Linked DNA regions of Homo sapiens: region 1 is linked to region 2. A link is an interaction called in ENCODE POLR2A ChIA-PET data of the cell type or tissue named here. Cell type or tissue: OCI-LY7. All regions are shown on one strand. Each heading gives the region's core, and the rest is flanking DNA. Links, peaks and the distances in the headings are about the cores only. Region 1 holds the start of OR2A5 (olfactory receptor family 2 subfamily A member 5). Region 2 overlaps TCAF1 (TRPM8 channel associated factor 1).

Region 1 (16,803 bases), core at 5,216-13,215, 200 kb after region 2:
ATTGAGTGTGTGTCAAGGGGGTGGTTAGACTTGGGGTTAAAAACAACTGGGAAAGATATAAGCTAGCAGCATATGTTAAAATCAGAACCGTATTAACTTGAAGAAGTTCTAACTCATATCCTTTACTCTTATGTCTTCAGTTAATGTTGCCCTGTTTTTGTCTTCCTTGCTGTTTCCAGGGAAAGAATATTCAAGGCATTTGTTTGGATGGTGGAACTAGGGTCTATGTGTAGGTCTAGAGATGGCACATGCACCTTCATGCTAAACTCTCCATCAGCAGAAAAGTGGAAAAGACTTTAGAATGAGTTTTAATTTCTGGGGCTGTCACTTATATGACCTTGGAAGAGTTCTTTAGCTTCGATGAACTTGTCTCTTATTTTATGAACAGGGAGGTAATAAATATTCACTTTTAAACATTTTTTTGAGGATTGGTGAAACTGCCTATAAAGGACTTAGCACTGTGCCTAGAATATTGTAGGATATTTGGTCTATTATTTTTGTCTACATGTGTGAATTAGAAAAAAGCCCAATCTATTGATAAGATGTTTGGATCTCCAGTCTCCAAGGAGAGTGTCTCCTCACTCCACTTAAACACCAATGCTGGTGCCCCACAGCTGTGTAACCAGGACTTGTTCCCAAAGGCCAAATGCCTGTGGTCTCTGGAGCAGTTGCCTGAAGAGTGCTGCTGCTGTAATTAATTGTGGTAAAGTTTTAATGAACCCCATAAGGATATTTTTTTCTGACACTTACTTTGTAAAACCTAAAATAGTTTCTATTCCTATGAGATCAATTATAAAGTTTTTTTTTTTATCTTTACCAAGATGCCTGAGACAACTTTCCAGCTGTGTCTTTTTAATGAATTCTCCACATGGCTCCTGGGCCATTGGTTCTTCCTACACTGAGACAGCAGGAGCTCCCGGGGAGCAAGGCATGGAAACTTCTGAGATCCAGAAGATGATTTCCCTGGGAAGGCTCAGAAGTGCACATTCCTTTCAACTTAGAATCTCTCTAGATTCATTCACAGCCACTGAGGGAGGGAGGAAGTGATGGAGAGTACTCCAGAAGGCCTTAATATGTCTCTTATAGATCAGGCCTTTCTCATTAGTTTTATATTTGAGTCTAGACTTTGGGCCTCTCAGCTCTGTCTTGTTGACTAGCAACTAGAGGAGGTGTGCTATAGATCAAATCCTCAATATAGATATGAAAAGCATATCTATACTCTTACTAACCCCAACCCCAGACTCAGGCTACCTCTGGTCTTTAATTAACCTGATGGATGTGCCAAATGATCCCTCACTCCCAGGAAATGTGCTTATCCACATACAGGCCAGTTTGGACATTCAATTGAACGAATTACTCAATTTGTGATGAAAAACATTTAATTTAAGCTACTTTGGAGAAATAAGTTTAGGTCTATAAGGCCAATTTATGAAATAGACTGACATTTATTGCTGAAGTAACCAATTCTTTTGAGCTTTCATTCACATTGGTTTTTACACTTACCATCTGTCTGACATCTCAGCAGCATTGAGATTAAGGTAATTGAAAAAAGAAGCCAGGGTGGATTCGATTTAATATAGACAGTCCAGTCAGTAGAGGTATTGCCAAGATATATCTGATGGAATTTTATAAAGAGGCTTCAGCTCATTATTGAAAGGTAAACAATACTGACACTTATAAAATACTTCCTGGAAAAAAGTAAGCCAGCAAGGTACTAATAGTCAAAAAAGTTTCCTGGATATGTTAGGCAATTTTGTTTAGATAAATTCAATTTAATTTATATAGGGTGATCAGATGGTCAGAGGTTTTAGAGAGAAAGTTCTTAGAGTGAAGAATTAGTTAACAGAAATATACAATTTTAGGTGATTATAAGTGGTCTCTTAAAGCAGAGAACATTTATCATACATGCTTATCTCTTTTTCCTCCCCAGCTACCACTAAAATGGCAAAAAAGCAAAGGTATAATCCACAGAAAAATATAAAATTAGAGGGAAGACAGAAGCAGACCAGAGAAACTGCAGATTTCTTTTTCAATACAGAAAGGCACAAGGGGAGTAGTAACCAACTTATCAGATAAGAAGCTACCAGCTAACAAGCACGCAAAAGAGAAACCACTTAGAAGCACAGTGCATTCCTTTCAAGGGTCCTCAGGAAACTTCAGACTAGCAATAGTTGAGAACGAGAATACAAAAAGGGTGAAAACAGGGGTGTAAGCTGAAAATCTATTATTACAGCAGCTGAATCCTCTGTCCTCTTTACCACCACCACTCGGTTAGGCAAAAACGTGCCCTAAGCAGGAGCCTAGAGGTTATTCTATGGAAAAATTGAAGATAAGGCTTAGATTGCAAAATCTTAGAGCAGAAGACAGTGAGGCTTGGGACTGAACTCAGAGAAATCAATAACCAATGTGAAGACCCAGGGAGGAGAGTACGCCCCATGATGCTCCCTGCCTCTCAGTCTTTCATACTCAGGTACATTCTCTTCTTTCTCATTTTATAAATTAACAATATGTTAGAAAGATCATTCATCATGACCAGTGGGATTTATCCCTGTGATGCAAGGATGGTTCAACACACAAAAATCAATCAGTGGAATACATCATATCAACAGAATGAAGGACAAAAACCATATGATTATTGCAGTTGATGCTGAAAATACATTTGATAAAATTCAACATCCCTTCATGATAAAAAAACCCTAAAAAAACTGGTGATAGAAGGAACATACCTCAACATAATGAAAGCCATCTATGACAGACCCACAGCTAGTATCACAACAAATGGAGGAAAACCTGAAAGCCCTTCCATTAAAATGTGGAACACGACAAGGATGCCCTCTTTCACCACTGTTATTTGACGTAATACTGAAGGTCCTAGCTAGAGCAATCAGACAAAAGAAGGAAATACAGGAATCTGAATTAGGGAGATACAGTAGCTGTCAGTAGTATATTTGCAACTTTTTGTAAAATTATTTTAAAATAAATTATTTGTAAAAATTACATAATATTATGACAAAGAGAAGAAATTTTATTCTTAAAACAAAGTCATCCTTTGAAACTATTAAACTTATAGTAAATTTTTTAGATGTCAACTTAAAATAATGCAAGGGAGTTTGGAAGTTTTCAAAATTCTTTCAATGCCAATGACTTATATCATGCTTGAATTTTCTACCTAAACATAAACTCATTTCTCTAATTCTAATTCCAATTAGATATCTTAACCTATTTCTATTTGAAAACAAAGGAATTAATAATCATATAATCCACTGGATGAATTTGTAAAATTTAAAATCAATGAAAAATCTAAAAGAATTACAGTTTCTCCATATAAAAACCCAAACATTAAATGGAAACATATTTGTAGCAAACAAAAACACAGAATCCATAACTCTAATGAATAAAAAGTGCATGTAAATTAATAACAAATATTGTTATATGCACGGTTTGCTGATATTAACTACTTTTTTCATTCATTCAGCAAGCATTTATTGAGTGCTTTCCATTGGCCAGGTCCTGAGCCAGGCACTCTGGATAGGAAATGCAAATGCCCAATAATACAATAATGTTACATTCAAATTTCCTAGTAATCAGACATATCCAAATTAGAAAGTTGTAGTTTTAGACTATCAAATTGTTGAAGACAGTTTAGAAATTATATGCAGGCACACTGAGAGAAACATGAAAGCAGGGAGTTGTTTAAAAAATTGGTTGGGAGGCCGAGGCGGGTGGATCATGAGGTCAGGAGATCGAGACCATCCTGGCTAACAAGGTGAAACCCCGTCTCTACTAAAAATACAAAAAATTAGCCGGGCGCGGTGGCGGGCGCCTGTAGTCCCAGCTACTCGGGAGGCTGAGGCAGGAGAATGACGTGAACCCGGGAAGCGGAGCTTGCAGTGAGCCGAGATTGCGCCACTGCAGTCCGCAGTCCGGCCTGGGCGACAGAGCGAGACTCCGTCTCAAAAAAAAAAAAAAAAAAAAATTAGTTGGGAGGGAGTGCATCAGGATAAATAGCTCATGCCTGCAGGGCTTAATACCTAGGTGATGGGTTGATAGTTGCAGCAAACCATCATGGCATATATTTACCTATATAACAAAACTGCACATTCTGCACATGTATCCCAGAACATAAAATAAAATAAAATAAAATTTTAAAAAAATTAGTTAAAAATGGAAAAATTAATTGAATCAATCTTTTTAAAGAATAACTTTATAATATTATAATAACTACCTCTTTATTTTTCAACTTAGCTCTAATGAGAACTCTGCAATATTACTTTATACCCAATTTACAGATGGAAAAACAATTTGGAGATGTTAGTTATCTTGTCCAAAGCCACATAGAGAATCATCAGTTAAAATTATATTGATTGATAGATTGCCTAGATTATCATGGTAAGTGGCAAACAGCATCAGAAATTTTATGTATAATGTGAGGTCTATTAAGCTAAAAATATATGAAAATTGGGAAAAAGAAACCACCAAATGTCAACAAATCTACCTTTGAGGTGTGGCCTGATGGGTGAATTTCATTTTCTTCCATGATGAGCACAGGTGGTATTTTAAAATAAAAGAAAGACAAAAGCATTTTAAAAGTTGTTCTGCATGAGAAGCACTAAGGCCCGTGAAACTCAATCAGACAGCAAGACCATCTTTCCATGTGACACTAATGTGCCTCCTAACGCTTCCCAAAGGCAACATAATAGACATGGAATAGGGCAGTGGTTAAGAGCATGGAATTTGATGTGCATTTAAGGTTACTTAAGCTCTTGGATTTTTAATTTTCTTATTCATATAAAGTCATTTCATTTTGGGTATGCTGCATGAGAGTATATATACAAGGTTCCTGCCACATATCAATAATAGAACCAATGTTTCAATTATGGTTACTAGTAAAGCTTAGAAGGTGGGTGTTGTTTTTCTAGAGATAAATGTGTACTCAATTCAAGCCTTTCAGATACAGTTAACAACTAAACATGTAAAGAATACATCTAAGAAGAATATACAAATTTAAGTTAGATAATTTTTATTTATTTCAAGTGAATTCAAAGGGAGGCTGACTGATAAGTAATTCACTGTAATGGATAATTCCAACTCCTCTGTAGTTGTTCAAATACTGAGAACTGAGCAAGATACACCAAATCTCAAACCTCTAAACTCCTCTGAGTGACGAAGAGGAGATATCTTATGGCCTGGAGCCCTTGGGGATATTGAACATTCTGTACGTGGGTCCTTTCCATATCAGTAATCATTAAATCTTATGATTTGCAACCAGATATCAATCTAGAAAACTGAAGAAAAAACTTGCTTTGAACTCCAGTTTCCAGGCACTCTTGAATTCTCTTTGACTTATGCCCATTCTAATTATTAAAATATGAAACTCCTCTTACTCTCTTGATCAATGATAAATCAATAATCTTTGATTAATATACAGGCATTTCAGATTTTTATACAGTTATGCAGGTTGTTTTTAAGAACAGAAAAGACATTTATATTGCTACTTTCCGTGACAATAATGTGTCCAGACTTGAAAACATGAAACAACTTAAAAATTAAAAAGCCTTGGGAGTGGTGGCTGCTATCCCACAATAACACTGGGTCACAAATGAGCCCTCCTGGATACGGGTACATGGCTTATGCCCAGCCAACATTTAATGTGGAATGTTGGTATAAATGTGAGGAATTCAGCATTAGACTTTTGCAAAAGATCTATTGGTTAATTATGTTATTAAAGATTAATCTATAAGCTATTTGTCAAGAAAGAGGGAAGGACAAATTAAAATTATATTTTTCTTGAAATGAAGAATCAGGCTACCTGTGAGAGAAGGAATCACTGAGTCAGTGGGATTTCTGCCTAAGGTAGCCTACGCATGGTCTCACATTTGTGCCTTCCTAGGGATAGGTAGACTGGGGAGGTAGAGGACATGTGTACACAACATTAGTTAACACCGGAGCTTTGGGATCTGAGGCTGCTGATAAGTTTTTGTTGTTGATATTCTGGGTGGGGGTCATTCATTTATTTTTGCTATTTGTTATCTCATTACCTCAAATCCCTTGTTTGAGATTCTTCATTAAATTATGATCTCAATTAAATCTGGAAACAATTTACATTCAGAAGAGAGAAGATACCCTGCTGTGGAGACAGGACCCGAGAGAATATATGGAAGAAAAGTGACAATGAGGAAAGGTTAAAGATAAAAGTAAGAGAGGGAGGTGAGAAGGCAAGCATGCAAAGAAAACGACAAGGGAGATGGGAGAAAATGATGGAGAAGAAAGAAGTCAAAGGGAGATCAGGAGAAAGAAACAGGATAGAACGTAGGCAGAGGAAGAAGCTCTGCAACTGAGTTTCTTGCAAGTCATTTTAATAGCAGTGGCAATTCATGAGCAAAAAGATATGAGTACAGTCTGCTTTTCTAAGGCCATAAAAACAAGATTTTTAAATAAAAGTGCATATTTCATGAAAAACGTAAAGAAAGTGACTAACATATAATGATCTTGATGTTTTTCAATTAGTCACTATGAAATAAAACTAAGCATCATTTATTTTTTCACTTATTTATTCAGCAAGTCAATTGAGCATCTAACTACTGTGACAAGCTAGTGGGACTTCAGTATAATGGACAAGCAGACATAGTCCTTGCCCATAATGAACTTCGCTTCTAGTAGAAGAGGCAAAGAAGCAAATAATGAAAAGACACACAAATTCTAGTTTACTGTATGTGCCGCTCTGCTAGATAATAGCAATGTGGTTGGGGGAGGAAGGGATAAGAGCTAATTAAAGTGATAACTCTTGACACAGGGACCAGCATATGTAAAAACACTGATGCTGGAAATAGGTTAACGTGACCTAGAATTTGTTCTAGGTTCGGTGTGGCAATGACACACTGATCAAAGATGAGAACAACCGGAGTTATGATTTAAGAAGCAGGGAGGGCCAGATCATTTAGTGCTTTTAAAGCATTCAAAGGGAATTTGGATTGTACATTGCTCAAAGAGAGGGCACTGAAGATTTCTAAGCAGGAGAGATAATATACTATATACTAGTATATACTGTACTACATATACTATATACTAGTATATACTGTACTACATATACTATATACTAGTATATACTGTACTACATATACTATATACTAGTATATACTATACTACATATACTATATACTAATATATATTTTACCAGATATACTATACTTTGCATTTTAAAATACTAATAGGATACTTTTATTAGTTTAGTGGATTTTGTCAAGTTTGCCCAGAATGAAACCTCACAGAGGTTAAGAAAGGCACAGATCAAGTGTTCTCATTTAACCAATAATGATTTTAAGACAAAGGTTCCATTTATTTCTGTTACTTATAAGATAATTATGTAAATAATAAAACATTATGTATAGTACACTACAGGCTGTGCGGTCCAGAACGGGAACCAAATCTAAGGTTATACAATAAAATTTTATTTTGTATAGTGAATCTGTATCTGCTTACATCATTCAATTTGGAAATAGTGTGAAATATATAAATTATAAATATGAAGGTCAACACTCTCTCTTTTTTTTATCCATGCACCCCAGGAGACTGTAGATTGTGGTGGTGGCATTAAAGAGCAGGTGAACAGACTTCAACTTTGGAGAGTAAGATGAATCAAGAATGACTCAGTTTTTCATTTGAGTAACTTGCAGGTGGCAGTGATGCAACTTATCATGATAGGTAAGACAAGGAAAAGAAAATTATGCATTCCGTTTTGAATACACTAGCTTCAAGATGCCTGGGTTCTCATCTTAAATCTGCCCTTAGTCTTAATGAAGTCATATCTTCTCTAGCTTCAGAGTTACCTTTAAAATGACATCTGTGGATAAAATCGTCTTTAAGATTCTTTGCATGCCTAAAAGTTTCTTAAGTAGCACTTTACATTTATGCTGAGCTTTAGCATTTGCAAGGTACATTTTGATGCCTCATAAAAGGTATAGTACTCTTTTTATGCTGGTAGCGCATGAGCCATGCTTTCAGAAACATTTCTTCATTATCTACGGTGTCAACCAAATGCTTAGCAGTTAGAGGCAAAGATTGATAATTGAGTGGTTTTCAAAAAAACAAGAGATTTATAATCCTTTGGGTGTATACCCAGTAATGCTGCTATAAAGACACATGCACACGTATGTTTATTGCGGCATTATTCACAATAGCAAAGACTTGGAACCAACCCAAATGTCCAACAATGATAGACTGGATTAAGAAAATGTGGCACATATACACCATGGAATACTATGCAGCCATAAAAAATGATGAGTTCATGTCCTTTGTAGAGACATGGATGAAGCTGGAAACCATCATTCTCAGCAAACTATCGCAAGGACAAAAAACCAAACACCGCATGTTCTCACTCATACGTGGGAATTAAACAATGAGAACACATGGACACAGGAAGGGGAACATCACACACCGGAGACTGTTGTGGGGTGGGGGGAGGGGGGAGGGATAGCATTAGGAGATATACCTAATGCTAAATGATGAGCTAATGGGTGCAGCACACCAACATGGCACATGTGTACATATGTAACAACCTGCACGTTGTGCACATGTACCCTAAAACTTAAAGTATAATAATAATAAAATTAAAAAGAAAACAAGAAATTAACAGACATACAATTTATCTTCGTGAATTATATTTACTAATGCACTCAATATCTAATACTGTTTTTTCTGCATTTGAAGGTGTTATTGGTCTTTAAGTCCATACTGTGGTCCCAGGAAATATGAGATTGTGTTGACTTTTGTCCTATAATTGGAGAAGAAGCAAAAAGGTGCGAAATTCCATTAGTCTCCCAATCATCAGCCTTTCTGAGTGTGTTGTGGAATTAAGAATAATGTTTATGGGTTGCCAGAGTATAAGATGTGCTCCCAAGGTACTGTTAAAAGCTCTTTTGAGCACAGTGGATTTCTGCCTCTGAATTATCGATGAGCCTCACTTCGGAAATCTTTGGTCATCTGCCATCTCTGCCCTTGGAATGACATTCTTTCAGTTGAGCCCTCATTTCATTTATAGAATAACAATTACTTTTAATTTTCACAATGAAGTTGCTGCAGATTTGTATTGTATTTCTGATTAACAGCCTTGTACCCCTTGTAAGGGTCAATGAAATTGGGAAATTATGCTAAAAAGCTGCTATATTTTTCTTGAAGGATAGCAACAGCTTTCTGTTAGTAACTTTGATTTTATTTTATGTTTACTATAAGTATTAACTTAAATGTAGCTTTTTACAGAAAAATATTCTTGTTTCTAAAAAATAGAGTTAGCATTATTGATATGGTTAAAATGAGTACCTTAGTTTGCCTCCTGGGATAACATAGAGCATAGCTTGTTGATTTTCTTTATTTTTATTTTTTTAGTTTCCCACCTATCTCTCTGATCTTTCTTCTTGTTCCCTTTTGGAGATGTATCTTTCTCTGTCCATCTTTAAAATATTGGTTATTCTTAAGATACTGTTCTTGACCTTCTTTTTTTTCTCGCTAAAACTGCTTTGCTCTCCTTGAATACTCTTATCCATTATCATGACTTTAACTATCTGTTAAATCTGTACTTTGACCCGGATGTCTCTAATAAACTCCAAAACTATTTAGTTAATTCTTTATTTTTCGTCCACCTAAATATCCATCATGTTCAAAATTATATTCTTTTTTTAACTTTTGCTTTTAAATAATATCTTCCTTAGTTATTCCTCATATAATTGAGTGAAAACACTTTATATACAGCCACACAAAACAGAAGCCTGGGGAGCACACAAACCAGAAACCTGGGGAGCACCCCAGCTCTGCTTGGCTTCCTCACCACACACCAAGTCACTGAATGCTGATAATTACATTTCCTTCACATGTTCCATACCCATTCCCTCCAGCCTGTCCCCATGGATACCATCTCAATTCAGGTACTCACTGTCACTTGAAAATGCAGACTCTACAGATAGCTTGGGCTCACAGTATCCAATCTCATTCTTTTAAACAATCCTTCACATTAACCAAACATTAATCTTTGTAATAACATATCTTAGTCAAATCGTTCTACTCTTTATTTCCAATGAAGTCCAACAGAAGCTCATTTTTGAACCTCTTTCCCAGTATTATTATTGGTTTTATTGCTGTGCCCTCCTTATACCTTAAGGTGCATCCTGGTGTGTCTTTTTTTCTTGTGGTTACTTCTTTATTATTCTTACTCAGTTTTACAATTTTCACTGAAATCTCTTAACTCCTCCATGCAAAGTCAAAGCCTTCCTAGATTGGACCTAATTCCTCCGGTACCAATGGGAAAATAACTTATAATCTTCTAAATCTCCAGACTCAGATGTCACTTCAGGCATAATTGAATAGGTGAGGTCCAGCCTGGCATGTCTTCCTGAAGAGTGTCTAAACTTTCCATCCACAGCAAAGCCTTTCCCTATCCACTTTCAGAAGGATCTACCCCACCTTTCCTTGCTGCCTGCAGTATACTGTGCACACGTGTATCCCAGGTCCTACACCGCTTATTTGCATGGCTCACTTGTAGGCAGACCGTAAACTCTTGGAAGATGGAGACAGTATCTCACTAGTGTTTGCTTTTCCAGTGTCTAGGATGATCCCACACAGAGCAGATGCTCAATAAATGTAAATTGAATGAGCGAATTAATAAATGAATGATTAATTATTCAGTATCTACACATGGATAATTGTGGATATAAAATATCTATATGTAGATAATATATGAATAATTGAAAAGCATCCTGGCAATATTTTATTTAGTCCTCCAGTTTTAGGTAGTTAGTAAGCTTACTTTATTTTTGTTAAGTGCTTCAGCTATTTTTTCTAACCACTGTCCATAGTTACAAAACTTTTCTTGTTATTCTTCCAGAGATTTCAGGACAAATATTCATTGAGCTTCTTTATTCTGTGCATAGAAATACACCTGCTTTGAAACCTTTATAGTCTGTGAGCCAAAATGATAGGCATATTTCCGAGTCTCCCCTGTTAGCTCACACATTAACAACCTACATCTCTCTGGAGTAAAGAACCCAGTGTGTTCTGACAAACGAGATTTGGATGTTTCTCTCTAAAATGTTGCCCAACCAGCAAACACACACACACACACACACACACACACACACACAGATATATACATAATACATATACACATAAGGGACGTACACATAAAGGGGATAATCAGAAACATTTTCAAGGCATCCTCTGTCTATGCTTTATTATGTGAATATAAACACAGCCCTTACACCTGAGGCATCATTATATCAAAAGTTTTGTTGAACTTTAGGAGTATATCATAGTAAAGGTGAAGGTGTGAGTTACACATTTGCTGCCCTTGAAACACCAGGGCTTCTCCCATGACACCTCTTCAAGGCCAGCCTTACTCTGGCTTCTGTCTTCTCTTATTTCCTACACCCTATATCAAATCTCAGGTACTATGTGGAAAGGCCTCAATCTTTCTCACCACAGTGTGGGAGGGTTGATAGAAGTATTTTTTTTCTAATCTATCAATACCAAGTTAGAATTAACTAAGAAGGAGAAGATTTTCAAGCATTTATGACAGAAGCATGATGCTCTGCCTCCTCCAAGCTCCATTTAATCCATCCAGGGCAAGACTGAGATCCACGAACTTATCACAATCCAAATACTTACGGGGTGTAATTTGCAATGTGGCCCCTGGAGAATGCATGCTCTTGTTACTACAAGAGTTTTATGTGTAGAGATCCAGCTGGTTATTAAGCCATCACCTGCCAGCTTTTTTTTTTCTGAATGCCCATCCCCAGGGCCCAGAGAAATGGAGACAGGAGGATAAACTACTTTTGTTTGTTCTGGTAGACACAGAGTCTGACTGCTGTGTATCCTGTTTCCCTTAGGGACTCTACCTTGTCCTCAGGGACAATCCGTGAAGGCTTGAGTGGAGATAACCCCACCATAAAACCTATACTGCTGGTGTTCCCAGAGAGCAGGCTGCAGTCTGCATCAGCCTATGCTAAGAAAAGAGAGACAACTCCTGCATCTGGAAATTCCTTCTCTCAGGGGCTGCTGGTGGGAGCAAGATCCTCAGCTCTGGCCTTCAAAAGCTCCTGTGATCTCTGCACAATTTCTCTAAATAGAATTATATTTCTGAGACAAGACCAGGCCTGATACCACAGTGAGTAAAGGGTCTTTTGCAAAGTCTGGTAGTTTAGAGAAGCTAGGGTCTGGATGAAGGCAGGGCTCCAGAAATCAGTACATTGAATGGGAGATACAGAGGTAATTTATTGGCAGACAGTTTCCTGGGCTAAAGGTGGAGTTAGCATTTGCAGAGGTGGAGTCATAAGCTGCACATTGAGAATGACGCATTGATCATTTAACATTTGTGTACTTCTATGAAACATCCTGGTTTCCCCTTTCTATAGCCCCTGTGGCTATGTGGTTGGGGGAATGACAAGCAGAGAAAATTTAAGAAGAGTCTGAAGACTTGATTGAAATCTAGGATATGCTCTTTGAATGTTATTCCTAACGTAATGCCTTTCATTCGTCCATCCATCCATCCATCCATCAATTCATCCAACAAGTGTAGTGGGCATTGTGCCAGCAACAGCACCTGGTAAGAACCAGGGAAGCAGCCCTGCAAAGGGGTGGGGTGAAGGCAGGAATCAGAATATTATCCTGTTAACTCTTCACATAGATAACCACTTGCCCTGGCCATATATCAGAAATGACTTCAGTGAATGCTTGCTGGATTAGTGATGGCAAACTTTCTTGGCTTGCATGCAAAGGGAAACAGCCAGATTTTCCTGAGTTGCTTCAGGAAGTAAAACATTTAATGCAAGCTTTATTTTCCCTAAAACTAGTAAACACAGGGAAGGAAACCTCTTTGAAATTGCATTTGTAAACCTCATTTCCTAATTCATGCTTTTACGTATTTTCTCTAATCATTTACTGGAGCACCTGCATGTGCAATGCACTCTGCACAAATTACAAAATAATTGAAAACCAAATATGGAAGAGAAAGTGGGGGAAAATATGCAAAGTAAATAAATTAGAAAGTAAAACACATAAGAACATGGCTGTGATCCTTACTCTAAAATAAAATGGCTAGCCATTCTGAAAAACAACTTACTCTGTGGCTGCCCTTCTGATAGCAAAAATGTGGGTCTTGCAATCCAAGTTAAGTAAAATTCTGTGGGACTGGATATAGTATACATCACCCTGTCTGCATTTACACTAGTTCTCTGAACCAAATTTATTTTCTGCTTTACTCTGGATTAAAGGATTTGGCATAATGGCTCCGAAAAACCTTGCTGACTGAGTCAGCACCCTGTGTGCACCATAAACCCCCTCCTTCTGTTAACTGACTAATCCGGATCTGCATTTGCTCCTCAGCACATAGCTCATTGCCACAGCAGAGTCCAACGCAGGTACTGTCACAAGGGCATGACAAAAAATCAGACATGGGTCACAGAATTCATTCTCCTGGGATTTCCACTCAGCCTAAGGATTCAGATGCTCCTCTCTGGGCTTTTCTCCCTGTTATACGTCTTCACCCTGCTGGGAAATGGGGCCATCCTGGGGCTCATCTGGCTGGACTCCAGACTGCACACCCCCATGTACTTCTTTCTCTCACACCTGGCCATCATTGATATTTCGTATGCTTCCAACAATGTCCCCAAGATGCTGACAAACCTTGGCTTGAACAAGAGAAAAACAATCTCCTTTGTCCCATGCACAATGCAGACCTTTTTATACATGGCTTTTGCTCACACTGAGTGTCTCATCTTGGTAATGATGTCCTACGATCGGTACATGGCTATCTGCCACCCTCTGCAATATTCTGTCATCATGAGATGGGGAGTGTGCACAGTCCTGGCTGTCACTTCTTGGGCATGTGGTTCCCTTCTGGCCCTGGTCCATGTGGTTCTCATCCTGAGGCTGCCCTTCTGTGGGCCCCATGAAATCAACCACTTCTTCTGTGAAATCCTGTCTGTCCTCAAGTTGGCCTGTGCTGACACCTGGCTCAACCAGGTGGTCATCTTTGCTGCTTCAGTGTTCATCCTGGTGGGGCCGCTCTGCCTGGTGCTGGTCTCCTACTCGCGCATCCTGGCGGCCATCTTGAGGATCCAGTCTGGGGAGGGCCGCAGAAAGGCCTTCTCCACCTGCTCCTCCCACCTTTGCATGGTGGGACTCTTCTTTGGCAGCGCCATTGTCATGTACATGGCCCCCAAGTCCCGCCACCCTGAGGAGCAGCAGAAGGTCCTTTCCCTGTTTTACAGCCTTTTCAACCCGATGCTGAACCCCTTGATCTATAGCCTGAGGAACGCAGAGGTCAAGGGTGCCCTGAAAAGAGTGTTGTGGAAACAGAGATCAAAGTGAGGGATGCCAGGGAAAGTCTAGAGGGTTGAAGATTTGCTCCCAATGAGATTTGTAGGAACAGTGGTGTAAATGCCTTACAGTCTCATCTCTTAGATTTCTGATATCAAGAATGTATATTGATTGGATTCTATCCCTAAACGTGGAGTACCATGCAGATCACAAAGCACATGCAGACAGGCGCTGAGCCGTGTGGTGCAGCAGAGGTGCAAAGTGCCATGAACTCCTACTCCCAGGTCCCACCCCTACCCAGGATCTGCTTTCTGTTCTTTTGAGGCTTAGTTCTCTCAAGCTTCCTCTTAAATTCCTCTATTATTTCCATCTCTTTTTGCCATAAGTATATGCTGGTAATCCCATACCATATGCTACTATAAGAGAGTACTTGTAATCACACAGAATAAATACTGACCTTGGTTAAGCAGCCCTCTACTGGGAATGTAACAACAACTAAGAGTATAGAAAATGCCTGGTTTGGAACCTAAAGCCTAAGGATGATGATATTAGTACTGGAAGTTCATCTAAATCACCCTAACAAATCTAATTCTGTAAAAAGCAAAGTTTAATTGTATAGATTTTTTTATATAAAAGGCAGAGAAATATCAGGATCTTTGTTTCATTTCACTTAATTCTGCACCATTTAATTAGAAAGAGTTTGGAAAGATTTTGCATTTAAAATAAATATGAGAGAATGTTATTAGGGATAGTTACCTTTTTCATAATTCAGATCGCAAAGCCGGGTGTAGGTGACAATTTATCATTACGGTGATTACATAAAATATTGTAGTAGTAAGAAAATACTGCAAAGGAAGAAAGCATCAAGGGAAACTGACAGCTTGATGTAACATCATAGACCACCGCTTAGAACCAAGAACATGTCAAGTCTTGATAAAGACTTTCAGGAACCTCAACAAAATTCCAAAGAGAAGCTATTCCAGGTGACATAAATCACTTTTCCTGGACCCAAGTGGTCAGAATGACATGGACAGGTAATTTGTTTTATTTTAACACAAGTCTGAGTCCTAAATGATCAGCATAATATGATAATATGATTTCTTTAACACATTGAGTATGGTACCTTTTGGAATTCTCTCTTTTTTCTCTCAACCCTTGTAGTATTGTGTGAATTCAACTGTATGACCCATGATGTTATTACATTATCTGCTGCCTGTACCTTTTCTATTTTTACAATTTTAAAATATATTCTTATCACTTCATATATTTCTTCTTCCATGAAAGAAAGAAGCAAAGGGGGAACTCTTTCCTCCCACCCCCTCTCCAAATGCACTGTTTTCTTTTCAGTTCTCAAAAAGCCTAGTTGCTGACTATTCTGCTCATCCATTCATCTCGGTTAAACATTCTGCCTCTGGTGATGGTCTTTGTTTTCATATCTCCATACTGTGAGGACATTTTTTGGCCTGCAGAAATTCACAAACCTTGCTCTGCCCCTCCCAAAGAGAGCAATTTGAATTTAAAAAAAAATACTGGATCTAAATTTAACTATCAACCACTATGGAATTATTGTGTGCACTACTCTGAAGCTAGAAAGAGAAAACAGGCAGTATTTTCATATAGAAAGGACTTTCTAACTATATCTGAAAAAAATTATTACATTCCCTAAAATATGTATACTTCATGTTCTGCTTAAAACCTTTAAAAGAAAAGGGAAAGAGGAAACATATAGAATAGTTCATCTCATATAAAACATAAGCAATAGATTTGGATTCAGAATTTTTTTACCTAGGGTACAGTGGAAAAATCAGGGGGTATAATTCATCCTATGTCAGTTCTAAGTGATTGGGAAAGAATAGACCAAAAAGACTACATTTCTACAGAAAGTGACAAATATAGATAAATTATAAAGAAATGTTCTCTAGCAGGTCTTAATAGTGGCTCTAATTTTATATATATATATATATTGAATACATTACAGAAAATACCTGAGTATATGAAAAATTTCTATTAATTGTTTCCATATTTGAGTTGTAGGATTTTAACAAACTAATTAAATGTTGGTGTTATGACCGCTTTATATATACATATTTTCAACATTAATCAGTTTTTAAAGGTCTGGGGGAAAGTGAAAGAAACAATTGCATTGTTTTAGGCTGCAAGTTCTACTGACTGCTTCACAAATGTTACCCCGTTTATCTTGCATAAACATCACAATGGAGTCGCTATTATTTTCTCCACTTAATAGATAAGTAAACAAAGTTCAGAATGATTTAATAACTTATCCTATACTATGCAACCAGTAATAGAACTGAGTGTTATGGATCGTACTGATTGCAAACCCAAGCTGCTTCTTAGCAGCTTTCTGCCCAAAACATTACAAATTTTAGCTCAACAGGGGTTAGACTCAACATCCACATGATGGGGCAGAGTCTGGAACAAAACGGAGTTTACAGTATTATAGCCAAAGTCTTAACACCAGAAAGAATACATCCTGTAGCC
Region 2 (16,803 bases), core at 4,599-12,598:
GCTTATGCAAAGGTGCAGGCCCCAGATCTTTCCTTTTACTTGGGAGAAAACAGACGCCATTCAGTGAAAGTCAACATATCCTTACTGGACACTTATTCTGTGAGGCACTCTGGGAGATAGAAATGCTATTATGGTCAGTAAATCTAGAGAGGAAAAAAGACAAGAAAACAACTATACCAAAATTGGCTACGAATCAGGTGCAAGGGCACATAAAAGAAGCAGCAATTATTTCTGATCAAAGGATTAGAGAAGAATGTGCACAGAAGGTGACACAGAAACTCAGCTTAGAAAAATGTATATTTGCGGGGAGATAAAGGGGAAGGTATTACAATGTGAGGCTGTATAAGATTCCAAAGCACAGAGATATGAATGTGAAAGGCTTAATTTGAGAAAGACAAAATGTTCATAGTGACTGAAACTTGTTAGCAGAACTTGCATAGTGCTAGCTCTAAAGAGAAGTTTGGGCTCGGTTTAGAGGGACTTTGGCTGCCATACTAGGGAGTTTGGATTCCATTCTACAGTGTGGAGGAAGATTTTTTAAAAGCACCATTTAGTAAACACTGTGGTTGCCTCCTCAACATCTATTCCCTACACTACCCCTATTGTCCTTTCTAACCAAATCCATTTTTTTTTTAAATCAGATAATCCACCTCTCCTTTATGAGATTCAGGGGACAATGAATTCATCTCCATTTCCAAGGATAGATCTGTATTAGCTTAAATCAGGCAGGCTAACTCATACTTCTTGTGCTTCCATGACAGACTCTTTCTGGGTTATACGTAATAAATATACATAAACAATATTATACTTCATTGTCCAGCATATACAAGAGGCAAACACAAATCAGAAATATTATCTTTACCAGTGGTACATGAGTCCATTTTTTGTCAAATAGAGAGCAATTGCTGCAGTAATTGCAGTTTATCACTAAGCCAGATGCAGGGGTTACTCATACATATGCCTTCTAATTGTGGGCTACTATTAATAGTCACTGGCCTCCTTCTTAAATTATTTTCAGTCATGAGCTTAACTTAATGTGGTACCATATATTCTTTCTTTTAAGGACCTTAAGAATCTGGGAAGAATTAGCCACACTCTAATTTAGGAACAGAGATGGATGAATCCACCTATGGACATTTACTGGTATGAGTCACTGGGGAAGTTCACTAAGTCACTATTTAAGATGATCCAGAACAGGTGTCTACAGCTGCCTTAAGAATGAGTACTATGGTGGTGATGAAAATGTTCCTCTCAGATGTCCAACTGCAGGGGGTGGGTATGAAATTGCCAGATGGCCCCAGCTGGTGTGCTCTGGAATCCTTGGCGCCAAGGCCATGCTGCCAGGGGCTTCTCCAGGCTGGTGATCAAATGTAGTGAGGATCCTCAGGCAGGCCCATTCCTGGAAGACATGGGACTCTCCCGATAGGTGAGTTTGGCTCAAGGACTCCTCATGGTCCTGAAAGAAACTCTCTGAGACCTGTACTTCAGTGGAAGCCTGTCTTTCCTTTGCTGTCTCCTTCCCAAGGGTTAAACCTACATTGCAGTCTAATGGTGGCTCTCCCGGCCTTCTCTGGCTCCCTCGACATTTTCTCTCACAGGCATTTCCTTTAATAAATCTCTCGCATATCTGATCCTGTCTTGGCTTTTGCTTCTTGGAGGACCCAGAATAACACAAGTACTGTCATAATTATATCTCCTCACTTTAAATCTCTCAAGTGTAATTACTAAAATTGTGTTGTAGTGGAAGTAAAAAGCAAGGTTACTAACTTGAGAGTATCTATGAAACACTCACCCATTAAGTTTCATTCTTTAGTACATTTATAATAACTTTTATTCCAATTGTAGCATGGTCTATCTCCAAGGGCAAGTTCCTGCCTGCGTCTTCATTGAAAACAGTGGAACTTTGAAGCAATGGGGGAGTTTGTTGCTTCTCTTGACAAGCGGCCAGCCCTAATTCAGAGTTATAAAAGTTTTCATATTCTGCTTTTGGCATATCTGTAAAATATACTTGGGCATACATTTTTTTTTTCTGTTTGGATCATAAGTGTGTGAAACATACGTGGTAAGAGCCAGTTATATTCCAATCACAGAGGATGTCTTGGAACACATCACTGCCACTCCAGAGGTACTGAAACTTTCTTCCTCTAGTAAGGAACATGGCTGGGGTGGGGGTGAGAAGAGATATTCTTACATTTATAAACTGTTTCTCCCACCACCAGACCAGACATAAAGTTTGATTTTGTCCTGAAGATTTCAGTTGTCTTGGAGCCAGTGGAACTGAGTTAGCCCAAGAATGAGAGTGGATGTCCTTTTTCTCTTTCTGCCTTTGAAATATCAGGTTCATTGGACAGGTGCTCAGTAGATCCAATTTTCTTTAATTGCACCTACATCAGTGTAATATAAATGTCTTCATTCACAATCCCACAAGGGTTGTAGATATCAATATGCCGGGGGATAGTGTATGGGAATTGAGGGTCATAGTAGGTCAATACTATATAAGAAAATTCCTACAGAGAGTGAGTCTAAATCCCTACTCCTATGGGACCAGCGACTATTATTGTCTATTTATTTACTTATTTGAAAATGTAAACAATTATTTCCCAGTGGACTAATTACAAAGTTCCTGTGACATCAAGATCATTCCTTCTCAAGGCTTTTCACTATATATTGAGACGTGTAGTCTTAATTTCATTTTGGTTTGCCCCAAGACTTCCACCAAGTCTAGGGGATCTGTACGGAACTATCCTTTCCCAAGGTACATCATGCATACTTTCTGCTATTATTTTTTTTTTCAGTCTGTCCCTTGTGGTCAATCAAGAGAAATGCAGACTTGAATCTCTATAAGAAGAGCAAAGGTTCTCCCTTTTTAAACCTTTGAACTGAGAAAAAAAAAAAAAAGCAGCAGCTCCTGCCATCCAGAAACTTGTCTGGCGCTAACAGCGAGGCCATATTGTTCTCCCATTGTACAAAAACAATTTCAGAAAACATCAACATCAGATAAGGTCACTCAGAGACCGTCATAAAGTAAGGCACATACACGATCACCATGCAACCCACAAAATACTGATCATCCTTCTGTTATCTAAAATGAGTAATTGCACGTTTTAGAAACCAATCGCAGCTTTATTCTCATTTTATTTATGTTTGTTTTTGAGACAGAGTTTCACTCTTGTTGCCCAGGCTGGAGTGCAATGGTGCAATCTCAGCTCACCACAACCTCAGCCTCCTGGGTTCAAGCGATTCTCCTGCCTCAGCCTCCTGAGTAGCTGGGACTACAGGCATGCGCCACCATGCCCGGCTCATTTTGTATTTTTAGTAGAGACGGGGTTTCTCCATGTTGGTCAGGCTGGTCTCAAACTCCTGACCTCAGGTGATCTGCCCACCTTGGCCTCCCAAAGTGCTGGCATTACAGGCGTGAGCCACCGCGCCCAGCCTTTATGCTTATTTTAGTCAGCTCTCCTTGTATATGTATTGAGATCGTAGTTGTAGAATTGTTTCTGGTTCTTGACAGTATGTCATCCAAAACAAAGTCTCCCTTCTTCAGACACTTCCCAAAACTATCCAACCAAAGCCCACAGCCTATAATAGGTTCTTTCTGACACCTTTTTACTGATATACCCACAGTTCTCTATGGTGTGCATTTTCCCTAGCTGCAATGAACAACAGATTCAACTTGTTTAATTATAGGTGTGTTTCCATTGGTCTTTGGCTGTAGGGCATTAATAATATTATGTACTATTAGTGCGTTAATAACATTAATAATGCCCTATAGCCAAAAGTACTTTTACCAGTGCTAGAGATCCACCAGGCTTTCTGCTAAAGGTCACTCTAACATTACGGACACAAGTCAGTTGTTTGTCTTTTAATGCTTTTGCCAGCTGAAATAGTTTATCTCAGAGTTTTCTATGAGGATCTGAGATTTAACTCTGCTCTAGGTGTTGAGAGCAACAAGCTCATAGTGCCAGTTGTCTTGTGGTTAAATGTCAAAAGCCTTAATTAAGGCTTATTATTTTCTCCTTTGGAATAGGTCGGCTCCAAGGCTACACAAGCAGCAAGAAGAAAAGGAAAAACTCTGTTTTATTAAAGCTCCACTTGCCTATCTACCTTGGTGGAGGGTCAAGAAAAGGTTTATAACCTATTTGCAGGTTTTAGGCTCCTGTTTGCAGCACAGAAACCACAGACAATAGGTAAGCCTGCTGGGCCCTGGCCTACGGGGTCTGTTCAGGAAGAAGAGGGGTCTTCTCTCTAAACCTGTGAGATCTCTTCTAGACTCTTTTATAGATTGTTTTTATATTGTATGTTTGATCATTTTGTCCTCCCCTAACCCCCTTTGGGCACTATCTCAGACTTTAAATATTCTAAATAATTTTGGCAGTATGTGAAAAATGAATTTTATGTCACTAAGCGATTCATGGAAATATTTTTTTAGTACCTACATGTACAGATTTCTTAACCAATTATGTATATTTGAGTTCCTAAGAATAGAAGTAACTTTTTAATGACCTTCAGGTACACATATTTGTATTAAAATAAACCTTGGTTCCTAACTGTCATCATTGGTCACTACATTTTTTTTTTAAGTTGCAGTTGCTTCCCAACCTCTATTTATCTTTCATTTATTTACTCATCCCTTTATTCTATTTATTTCTAATATAATGAGCACCTATGAAACGCACCCAGTCTCAGACTAGAACATCAATAACTTAAGCTACTCAAGCTTTCCTATCAAAGAAATGCTTCTTTATAGCACTGAAATGCACAAGAATCCAAATGCATAGGAAGCATTTCTTAGTTGTCTTGATTGTGAGGTAAGTTGTTTTTTTGTGTAGTTAGAAGAAAGATCTCTGAGAAGTTGAAGATCACCTTCTGCCCACTCCCTATTGAAGACTGACTGCAATGATGTGGGTCAAAGAAAGAAATCATTTTAAGAGTAGAAGCCAAGCAGGAGTACAAAGGCTTTGTAAGGAGTAGAGAACAGAGGAGGGAAATAGTCTTGAAAGAAGGGATAGAGTCTGCTACTTTTGTTGGCAAAAAAGAGTCAACATCTAAGGCCTAGTTACCTGTTGGCCTGTTAGGTACATATATTAGGTGAGGTTTTGACCTTGGGTGAGGACATTGCTTTAAGCACTAAATAGATCAGATTAATCCCGTGAAGAGGAGATAGGAAGTGTTTCTGATAAATACTGCTTTGAAGATTGGCTGCAAGGCCAATACTCATCAGAGAGCTCCAGTTGACTATGGGAGTTAGACAACAGAGGAAAGTAAACTCATGACATATTTCAATTTCTCTTTACAGAAATTCAGACTCAGTGGTGTGGCAGAAGATAAAATAATTTGGGTTATTTCTGTGATAACATGGGCAATCTGGAAACTACTCCCATTTGTGAGGGTAAATCTCTATTATGATACATGGAAAATAGGACAGATGCTAATTCAGGTAAGAAAAGGTCTTTGTATTATACAAATATTTACCTTCAGACAGAAATGTTAATGAAGATGGAGAAGGAACAGTTACCAAGAAACTAGGGATAGTAGGACACAAAAAACCTGGTAACCTGGTAGTGAGTATGAACCAGTCTGGTGCCTTGCCTCCAGAGGAGCAGCAACTGAGCAGAGCTACTGGACAACCAGCCCTGCACTTCCCTAGAGCACAGACCAGCTCACTATGCAGCCACCAAGAGATAAGCACCGAAGGAGAACCTACCAGCCATGGATCCTCAGAAAACAGACCAGCTAAGTGCCCAGCCTTCAGGGGACAAGCAGCTGAGTGGGCATACCAGCCACACAAACTTCTGCAGCCAAGGCCACTGAGGTACTTGCAGGCACCACTGACATTAACTACAGCTAAAGAAGCTGCATGGAGACTACACTACTGCATCCACCCAGAACAAAAACAAATGTACCTTACCCAACCAACATGCTAGGACACATCTGCAGGTGTAAGTCTTTTCCGCTGAAAGTTATGCTACCAAGTTAGAAAAGGTGATTATTCCATCAGATGCACAGATGCCAGTGCAGGGATACAAGAAACATAAAAAAGCAAGGGAACATGACACCACCAAAGAAACACAATAATTCTCTAGTAACTGACCCCAATAAAAAAATAAAAATTTATGAATTGCCTGAAAAGGAATTCAAGATAGTGAGCCTAAGGAAACTTGGTGAGACATGAAAGAACACAAACGGATCATTCAACAATCGGGAAAAACAGTTCATGATCTGAATGAGAAATTCAACAAAGAGAGAGATATCATAAAAAAGAACAAAATAGAAATCTTGGGGCCAAGAAATTCAATGAATGAAATAAAAAAACGCAATTGAGAGCTTCAACAGCAAAATAGATCAAACAGAAGAATTTTTGAACTTGAAAACAGGCCTTTTGAAATAGTCCAGTCAGAGGTAAAGAAAAAAAAAAAGGAATGAAGAAGCCTATGGCATTTATGGGACACCATAAGTGAACAAATGTTTGCATTTTGGCAACTTAAGAAGAAGAGATGAAGAAAGGCAAAGAAAGCTTATTTAACAAAGTAATAGTTGAAAACTTCCCAAGTCTTGGGGAGATATGGACATCCAGATCCATGAAGTTCAAAGGATCCCACAAAGATTCAACTCAAAGAGGTCCTCTCTGAGGCATATAACCAAACTGTCAAAAGTCAAAGACAAAGAAAAAAATACTAAAAGCAGCATGAGAAAAACATCAAGTCACATATAAGGGAATTGCCATTGGACTATTAGCAGATTTCCCAGCAGCAACCTTGCAGGCCAGGAGAGAATGGGATGATATATTTAAAATACTAGAAGAAAAAAAGCTGCTAGCCTAGAATACTATACCAGCAAATCTTTGCTTCAGAAATGAAGGAGAAATAGTCTTTCCCAGATCAGCAAAAGTTGAGGGAACTCATTACCACTGGACCAGACTTACAAGAAATGCTTGAGTATTTCTATTGGAAAAAAAAGTTTTCATGATAATTGCTACCATAAAAAAACATGAAGTATAAATCTCACTGCTGGAGATAAATGCATTATCAAATTCATAATGCTTCATTACTGCAATGGTGATATGTAATGTTTCAAACCTCTAGTATGAAGGTTAAAGGCCAAAACAGCTGGGTGCTGTGGCATGTGCTTGTAGTCCCAGTTATTTAGGAGGCTGAAATGGAAGGCTCATTTGAGCCCAGGGGTTTGAGTCCAACCTGGGCAACATAATGAGACCCCATTTAAAAAATAATAATAATTAAAAAAATGCAGCTCTGTGGGATGCCAAAAAGTGAAAATTGTAATAATGATTATAGCAATGATAAGTTGTTAAGGAATAAACAATATATAAAGATGTATATTAAAGCAACAAAATTATAAATTTGGGTGCAGAATGAAAGTCTAGAGTATTGGTATGCAATGAAAGTTAACTTGTTATCAGCTTAAAATAGTCTATTATAAGTATGAGAGATTTTTAATGTAACCCCAATACTAATCACAAAGAAAAAATTACAACAGATATACAAATGAGAAAGAGAAAGGAATCAAAGCTTAACACAACAAATACCCTAATCAAGCCACAGAGATAAACATGAGAGAGGAAGAAAGGAACAAAGGATAAACAAAACAACCAGAAAATAATGAACAAAATGGCAGAAGTCCTTACCTATCAATAATAACTTTGAATGTAAATGAAATAAATTCCCAATTAAAACATACGCCGTGGCTGAATGGATTAAATTAAAAAAAAAAAAAAACAAGATTCAGCAACATGCTGCCTACCAGATAGGCACTTCACCTATAAGGCCACACATAGACTGAAGTGAAAGAAGAGAAAATGAAATTCTGTGAAAATGGAAACCAAAACAAAGCAGGGGTAGTAATACTTACATCAGACAAAATAGACTTTAAGTAAAAAACTGTCAAAAGAGAAAAGAAGGTCATTATATAAAGAAAGATAAAGAAATCAGTTCAGCAGAAGGTTAGGACAGTTGTCAGTATATGAGCACACAACACCAGAACACCCAATATATAAAGTAAATATATAAAGCAAATATTATGAGATCTAAAGGGAGAGAAAAATTAAAATAAAATAAAAAAGGACTTTAGCACCCTCTTTCAGCAATGGATGGATCATCTAGATAGAAAATCAACAAAGAATTATCAGATTTAAATTACATTCTAGACCAAATAGCCCCAGCAGATATTTATAAAACATTCCCCTCAATAACTACTGAATGTACATTTTGCTCAACAGCACATGGAACTTTTCTCCACGATAGAATATATGTTAGTCCACAAAACATATCTCAAGCAATCAAAAAAATCAAAATCTTATCAAGTATCTTCTCTTACCACAATGCAATAAAAACTAGAAATGAATACCAAGAGGAACTATGGAACATATACGAATATGTGAAAACTAAAAACAAGTTTTTACAAAACCAGGGCATCAATAAAGAAATTAAAAAGAAAATTTAAAAATTCCTTGAGACAAATAAAAGGAAACATAATGTACCAAGACCTATGGGATACAGCAAAAGCTATTCTAAGAGGGAGTTTATAGCAATAGATGCCTACATCAAAAAAGTATAAGAATCTTTTATAAAAACTTTATGTGGCACCTCAAGGAATGAGAAAAACGAGGGCCAGCTGAACCCTAAACTACTAGAAGAGAAGACTGATAAAGATCAAGCAGAAATAAGTGAAATAGAGCCTGAAAATAATATAAAAATCAGTAGAACAAAAAGTTGGTCCTTTGAAAGATAAACAAATGTTTTAGCTAGACTAACAAAAAAGAGAAGACTCAAATAAATATAATCAGAGCTAAAAAAGGAGATGTCACAGAAATACAAAGGATCATAGAAGACTTTTATGAGCAATTATATGCCAATAAACTGGAAAACCTAAAAGAAATAAATAAATTCCTGGACACATGCAACCTACCAAAGTTGAACTACTATGAAGAAATAAAATACCTACACAGGCCAATAATGTGTAACAAGAATGAATCAGTAATAATAAGTCTCCCGTCAAAGAAAAGCCCAGGAACTGATGACTTTACTGCTAAGTTCTACCAAACATGTAAATAATAATATCACTTCTTTTCAAACTATTCTAAAAAGTTGAAGAGGTGCAAATTCTTCCACACTCATTCTATGAGGCCAACATTATCAAAACCAGACAAGGATAACTTGATAAAAAGAAAACTACAGGCCAATCTCCTTTATCAACATAGATGCAAAAATCTTTAACAAAATATAAGTGAAACAAATTCAACAGCATATTGAAAAAATAATTCACCACAATCAAGTGAGATTCATCCCAGGGATGCAAGGATGGTTTAACATATGTAAATCACAAATGTGATACATCACATTAACAGAATGAAGGACAAAAATGACATAATCATTTTAATAGACAAAGAAAAAAATTTGATAAAATTTAACATCCCTTCATGATAAAAATTCTCAGCAAATGAGATGTAGAAGTAATATACCTCAACACAATAAAGGCCATAAATGAGAAGCTCATAGATAACATCATACTGAAGAAGTTGAAAGCTATTCCTCTATGATCTGCAATAAGACAAGGATGCCGCATTTATCACTTTTGTTGAACATACTACTGGAAATCCAAGCCAGAGCAATTAGGCAAGAGAAATGAAAGGCATCCAAATAGGAAAGGGGGAAGTCAAATTGTCCTTGTTTGCAGATGACATTATCTTATATATAGAAAATCCTAAAGATTCCACAAAAAACTGTTAGAATAAATAAATTCAATAAAGTTGCAGGATACAAACTCAACATGCAAAAATCAGTAGTGTTTCTATATGCCAGTAGCAAGCTACCTAAAAAAAGATATCAAGAAAGCAATCCACTGACAATAGCTATAAAATAAATACCCAGGAATATAGTTAACAAAGGAGGTGAAACATCTTGAGTGGAAACTATAGAATATGGATAAAATAAATTGAAGAGGACACAAATAAATAGAAAGATAATAATGAATTGCAAAAATTAATATTGTCAAAATGTCCATATTATCCAAAGCAATTTACTAATTCAATGCAATCCCTATTCTTCACAGAAATAGAAAAAAAAATCCTAAAACTTCTATGGAACCACAAAAGACCCCAAATAGCCAAAGTAATCCTTAGCAAAAATAAAGCTCGAGGCATCACACTACCTGACTTTAAAATATACTATAAAGCTATAGTAACCAAATCAACATGGTACTGGTATAAAAATAGACACATAGATAACTGAAACAGAATACAGAACAGAAATAAATCCATGCACTTACAGCCAACTGATTTTCAACAAAAGTGTCAGCAACATGCATTAGGAAAAGGAGAGGCTTTTCAATAGATGGCACTGGGAAAACTGAATATCCACATGTAGAAGAATAAAATTAGACCCCTGTCTCTTACCATATGTAAAAATTAGTTCAAAATTGATTAAAAACTTTAATGTAAGACCTGAAACTGTAAGCATCCTAGAAGAAAACATGGGAGAAACAATTCATGACATTGGTCTCGGCAAGAATTTTTTGAATAAGACCTCAAAAGCATACAACAAAAGCAAATATAGAGAAATGGTACTATATTAAACTAAAATGCTTCTGTACAGCAAAGGAAACAGATTGAAGTTAACTTAAGGAATGGGAGAAAACATATGCAAACTATGCATCTGACAAGGGGTTAATGCCTAGAATATATAGAAAAATAACTCAATAGCAGAAAAATAAATAATTCCATTTAAAGATGGGCAAAATGCCTAAATAGACATTTCTCTAAAGAAGACATACTAATGCTTAGCATCACTAATCATCAGGGAAATGCAAATAAAACCATAATGACATATCACCTCAGTCCAGTTAGAATGGCTATTATCAAAAAGACAAAAAATAACAAATGTTGGGGTAGATGTGAAGAAAGAGGAAGTCTCATATGCTGTTGTAAATTAGTCCAGCAATGATGGAAAACAGAATGAAGGTTCCTAAAAAAGTTAAAAAATAGAAGTACCATATGATCCAGAATCCCACTACTGAGTATATATCCAAAGGAAATAAAATCAGTTATGTGGAAGAGATATCTGCATTCCCATGTTTATTGCAGCATTATTCACAGTAGTTGCATGGAATCAACCTAAGTGTCCATCAGTGGATGAATGGATAAAGAAAATGTGGTGTATATATACAATGGAAGACTATTCAACCATAAAAAGAAATTTTGTCATTTGTGGCAACGTAATTGGGCCCAGAGGACATTATGTTAAGTAAAATAAGCCAGGCATGTAAAGACGAATACTGTACAATCTCACACAAAAGTGGATTCTATAATTTAAAAAGTTGATTTAATAGCAGCAGAGCGTAGAATAGTGGTTGCCAGAGGCTTGGGAGGGTAGTGGGGCAGGGGAGATGGGGATAGACTGGTCAACAGGTACAAAGGTTCAGTTAGATAGGAATAAGTTCTGGTGTTCTATTGCACAGTAGGGTGACTATAGTTAACAATATTATATTGTATATTTCAAAATAGCTAGAAGAGAGGATTTTGAATGTTCTTACCACAAAGGGATGATAAATGTTTGAGGTGAAAAATATGCTAAATACCCTGATTTGATCATCACAAAATATATACGTGTATCAAAACATCACACTATACCCTATAAATATGTACAATTATTATGAGTCAATTAAAAGTAAAATAAAACTTAAAAAAAAGAAACTTGGTGGCCTAAAGATTTCCACTAGATAGTTGGCTGTTTCTCCCAAGTACAGGGTTAAAAATAGCTGAAAAGAGGTTACGATGTTCAGGGAAAGTAGCAAAGAGTACACCAGGGAGACTGACAGATGGACAGAAATGCTCTGACACTAGCTGGCCTCATATAAGACTAAAACTTATTAAAGCTGTCAAATGAAGGGGAGTGCAGGAAAGCTTAGGGCCCTGGATGGTCCTTCTTGAAATGTTTCCCAGAACAGGGGCAAACATCAAAGGCCTTCTTGGAAAAGAATGAAGTTGGCAAACTTCATTCAATGCTGTATTGGACATTCCTTCATTCAACAAATATTAAAACCCACTAGATGGTAAGCTTACTCAGCAGACATGGTGAGATCAGCAGTAGGCTTTGTTTTTTGTGGAACACCTATACAAACAAAAGAATGTGAAGTGTGTTTTAATAACTGGAAGATACTTAATCTGGTTGGAAATAGAGACTTGTGGGGAGATATCATGAGCCTGGACACATCAAGTGGACCTAGATACTTGAGGACCTTGAAAACCATTTTAAAGGCTTTAGCTGGGTTGCATCTTAATCAATGTGAAGTCACTGGAAGATTTTTATTTGGGTTTATTAAAAATTTTTTCAAAGTAATACATGCACAAGGTAAAAAATTAAATAGTACAGAAGGACTTAAAATGAAAAACACAGTTTCCCATCCCACCCTTTTTAAATCTAAATCCCATTCCCTAGAGGTAATGCTTTTAACAATATTTATTTTAGATCGTCTGGTAACTTTCTAACTTTAAATAATATGTTTGAGCAATAATTTCTTGACTTACTGACTTTACAACATCTTTAATAATTCCCCATTACAAAAGATAAGGATTTAACTTACACTATCGCCACTTTCCTTTGTCCATCTCTCTCCAAATGTCTGATAGTTACATCACTTTTTAATACATCTATTGGTTTGATTTTATAGCTTTGAACAATACACTAATCCTCTAGTTCTTGTTCCATTAACTGAAGATCTTTTCATCCCCACTTTGAATATATAAGTATCTCTACCTTTGATTCCACTTCTCTTCCTCTAATTCTCAATCTCTTTCTGCTTTCTTTCCCTTTGTCAGCATTAATTACTTTCAACTTCAGTTCTGAATAAAAAATGAAACCTTTCACACTTTGTTAATAGGCTGATCTGAACATTGAATACTAATAAATGATATCCACATTATTTTGGCTATTTAAATACTTCTTACTGGGAGCCTAGTATAAGCTAGGATATTTTCTTCCCTACACACCCAATATCATCATGCCTGTGCCATAGAAAAGGAAATGTACCTATCAAGCCTCTTCTTATTCTTCATGAATAACTCAAAATCATGCCTCATTTTATTTTGCTCTATAATTGGACCTGAATTTTTTGACATATTGTTGATTTGTCTTTCTTTTTTCTTGACTAAATAATCTTCTCAAGCATCCCAGCTCTTCAATGATACTATCTATGGCACTGAATGCACATTCTTCCCAGAAAGCCCGAGACAGTATGCTCTCATCTGAAATTAGTCTGCTGGATAGCTGTCACTCTAGGGTGAGATACCCTTTTGGCTGTCACTCTAGAATGAGACATCCTAAGTAAGGTCCACTGTTTTATGGATCCCATTTCTTCTTCTTTCCTGGTTTTCATCCTCATTTTGCTGGAGAATTTCCTCAAGATACTTCCTCAGTAAGGGTGCAAAGGAGACTTTCTGAAAATTTGCCTGACAGAAAATGTCTTCACTTTGATGTTCTTCTTGACAGTCTGCCTTACTATGAAATTCTAGGTACAAAAATTTTCCTTAAGCTCTGAAGATGTTGATCCATTGACTTCTGGCATTCAGTGTTGCTGATGACAAATCTGTTAGCAGTCTATTTCTCATCCATTTTTGTGTTGAGCTAATCGTGATGACCTCATTTGTTTTCTCCCTGGCCACTTTAATATCTTCCTTCTATCCTTAATATTCCAAAATTTTACAATATTGTGTCTAGATGTAGATTGTATTGGGCCCTCTCAATCTGGAGACTTAGCTTGCTCTGTTCTTCAATTCTTTTTCTTTTTATTTCTTCACCTACACTGTCTCTGTTCTCTCTTCCAGGAACTCCTAACATTACATATTGATTGTCTATGTCTTTTTTCTTTCTTTATATTTTTCTATCTATTTCTTTTTGCTCTTTATCTGGAGAGATTCCCTCAACTTTATTTTCCAGACTGTATACCAAATACTTTTAGCAGTCTTATTTTATTTTCAAAGAGATCTTCTTATTCTCAGTCTTCTCTTTCTTTTCTTGCTTTTTAAGAGACAGGGTCTCACTCTGTCCCCCAGGCTGGAGTGCAGTGGCACCATCATGGCTCACTGAAGCCTTGAACTCCTGGGCTCAAGTGATCTTCCCACTTCAGCCTCCCAAGTAGCTAGGACCACAGGCACATGCCACCATGCTTGGCTAATTTTTAAAAATTATTTTGTAGAGACGGGATGTTGCCATCTTGCCTAGGCTGGTCTCGAACTCCTGAGTTTTCCGTTTCTTTGTAGTATCCTGTTTTTCATCTTAAATACACCTCAAATCTCTCTGGAGATGGAATTAAAATTAAGTTATTCTTTCCACATTGTCTTTGTTTCCCTCAGAGTTTGTCATATTTTCAAGGCCCCTAATTCTACCTCGTGACTTTTCTTATTCCTCTTCCCTCCCCATCGCCCATGTCTGGGAATTTCTAACTCACCATTCCCATTTAAAAATCAACATAACTGTTAACTTGTATAACAGTTGGCATGGGTTTCCTCTGCTGTTGTACAGTTAGGTCTGTTTCTTCAGGAAACCTCTTCTATACCTGAAGGCAACAGGCACTTGAGTAGGAGGTCTCAGCTGTCAGTAGAGAATTAGCTGACCGGCTGGGGGTAGGGGCACTTATTTCCACTAGAAGAGAAATTTTTTTCTGGAGCACCAACTCTTATCTCTCTGCAAGCAGCCTGTTCAATTCCTTTATACAAACAACAACAGCAACAATAACAAGAAATTTTTAACTGGTATCAATAGTGGAGACTGCCTGTGTTCTGTGCATAAGAGTTGGGGGAGAGTAGGAGAGGGCTCAATCTTACAACTGGAGTAATTCTTCAGTAGACAAGCTTTTCAGGTGCGCAAGTCTCTTTGGGGTTATGTTGTTCAGATCAGCTTACATTTTATCTGAAAGGTTCTTCACTCTTTCATTATCATGCTTCATCCACTTTCTATCTTCCAGAAATATGCTGAGATCCTCTCCACTTATAACCAAATCCCTTCAGTTTTCTTTGCTGAGATGTGTCAGTTCCTTTTTGCATTTCTTGACTTCAATTTCAGTGGGGCCTGGGGAGGGAGGGAAGGTAAACTTATGTTTACTCCATTATCTCAAATTAGAAATTCCAGTGGAGGCTTTTAGACACGGAAGTAACATGGATAACTTTATATTTTAAATATATCCCCGGGATGTACTGCTAAAAATATATTAAAGAGGGCAAGGATGGATACACATATTCTCAAAGATGGAGGATCTAATTTCCTCTCTGAGAACATGCAGTGTTTGGGATCTCTGGGAGTCAGGCACTTCACTGAAATAGTCCATCATTCAAAATCCAACAAACTAGAGAACACTTTCATGGTACCCTAGAAAGAATAACTGAAACTTGAGTAATGCAGAACCTAAAAGATCTGGCTGATGCTAAAGGGCTCACTCCAGCACTATCTATTGGGAAGCACTTCAGGAGCCTACCTTAAATTCTTTGAATTGTCATTTGGGATAAACAAAATGATTTTTTGTTCTGATAAAAGTAGATGATAGGTAAGTATATGCAGCCAAAGCTCTGGCAAGTAGGAACATAATGATCCTTTGGTTTGCTGGTCGGCTTCTTTATTTACCCATTGATGGGGTCATTCAAAGCACTGTAGTTATGAATGCCCATTCTGTAATCAGAATGCCTGAATTCAAATCCCAGATCAACCACTTATTAGCAATATAGCCTTAGATAATTTACCTTATCTTCCTTAACTTCAGTTCTCTCGTTCATAAAATAAAATGGGAGTGATAATGGTTGCCATGTCATGAGATTATTGTGAAGATTAAATGAAACAATCTATAGAAAGGAATCACTACAATAACTGGTACACACCCAATAATTGATAACAATTATTTTAAATGTTGAACAAATATCCAATGTCTCATGTTTAAAGCACCTAGGCAATGGATATTTGTGCAATCAGGAGAAATAATCCTAGGACCGACAAATAACATGACAAAGAAATCTACTGGGAGGCCGAGGTGGGTGGATCACCTAGGCCAGGAGTTCGAGACCAGCCTGGCCAACATGGCAAAACCCCATCTCTACTAAAAATACAAAAAATTAGCTGGGTGTGGTGGTGGGCACCTGTAAGCCCAGCTACTTGTGATGCTGAGGCAGGAGAATCGCTTGAACCTGGGAGGTAGAGGGTGCAATGAGCCGAGACGGTGCCATTGCACTCCAGCCTGGGTGACAAGACTGATACGCTATCTCAAACAAACAAACAAAAATCCAAAGAAAAAACTCTATAGGTCAAATCTTACAGTCTACATATCTACCCAATTACCAATTAAGCAAATAAAATGATATATTAAAATAACTAAAATAAAAAGTGAGCTAAAGAAAAACTGGCTGGATGTATATGACATCAACCAAAAGGACCCAACTTTAGTTAAAACTGTAAAGAAATAGGGGATTCTGAATAAAATTAAAAAGAAATAAGTTTGGGTCAACTCTATCCAATCATCTTGTTTCAGAGTAAAGTCCTCTATGTGTGTGGACTTCGTCTGCCAAACTGTTGAGTAACTCTTGACAGGCACTATGTCTTGAATCTGTGTTACAGAAATAAAAACACTGTCATGAAACCAGATACCCTCTGTTTGCTAAGGACAAATGTCATTATGGAATTGATCTGGTTTCTTCAAGACATCTACTCTTGATTTAATCAAAGAAGGAATTGGATCTGTAAAATACAATTGGATAAGGAGATCCAAGGAAGAGCTCCAAATTCACAATGAGGTTCTTATAAATAGCTTTAC

Evidence for each region. ChIA-PET counts read pairs that join two places held together with the same protein. Peaks named below come from ENCODE experiments on the same cell type or tissue, not always from the same donor. Only the 100,000 strongest peaks of a DNase experiment are listed, where the experiment ranks them.
Region 1: POLR2A ChIA-PET joins it to region 2 with 10 read pairs; 2 of 35 experiments call an interaction of 5 or more read pairs at or near these places.

Annotation. Positions count from the first base shown.
Region 1 is chr7:144,036,983-144,053,785 of GRCh38, forward strand. It overlaps OR2A5 (olfactory receptor family 2 subfamily A member 5), which reads left to right and starts at 11,966. Exons shown (of 2, transcript NM_012365.2): 1 at 11,966-12,151; 2 at 13,369-16,803. The coding sequence starts at 13,420. The coding sequence ends at 14,355. In OCI-LY7, for the core only: no CTCF peak of the experiment used is centred there; no DNase peak of the experiment used is centred there.
Region 2 is chr7:143,839,066-143,855,868 of GRCh38, forward strand. It overlaps TCAF1 (TRPM8 channel associated factor 1), which reads right to left. Exons shown (of 9, transcript NM_014719.3): 9 at 12,310-15,077. The coding sequence ends at 15,068. It overlaps LOC112267988 (a long non-coding RNA gene), which reads left to right. Exons shown (of 3, transcript XR_007060571.1): 1 at 1-4,187; 2 at 5,297-5,437. Among named protein-coding and RNA genes, the nearest start is that of TCAF1, 55 kb to the right of the region's middle. In OCI-LY7, for the core only: no CTCF peak of the experiment used is centred there; no DNase peak of the experiment used is centred there.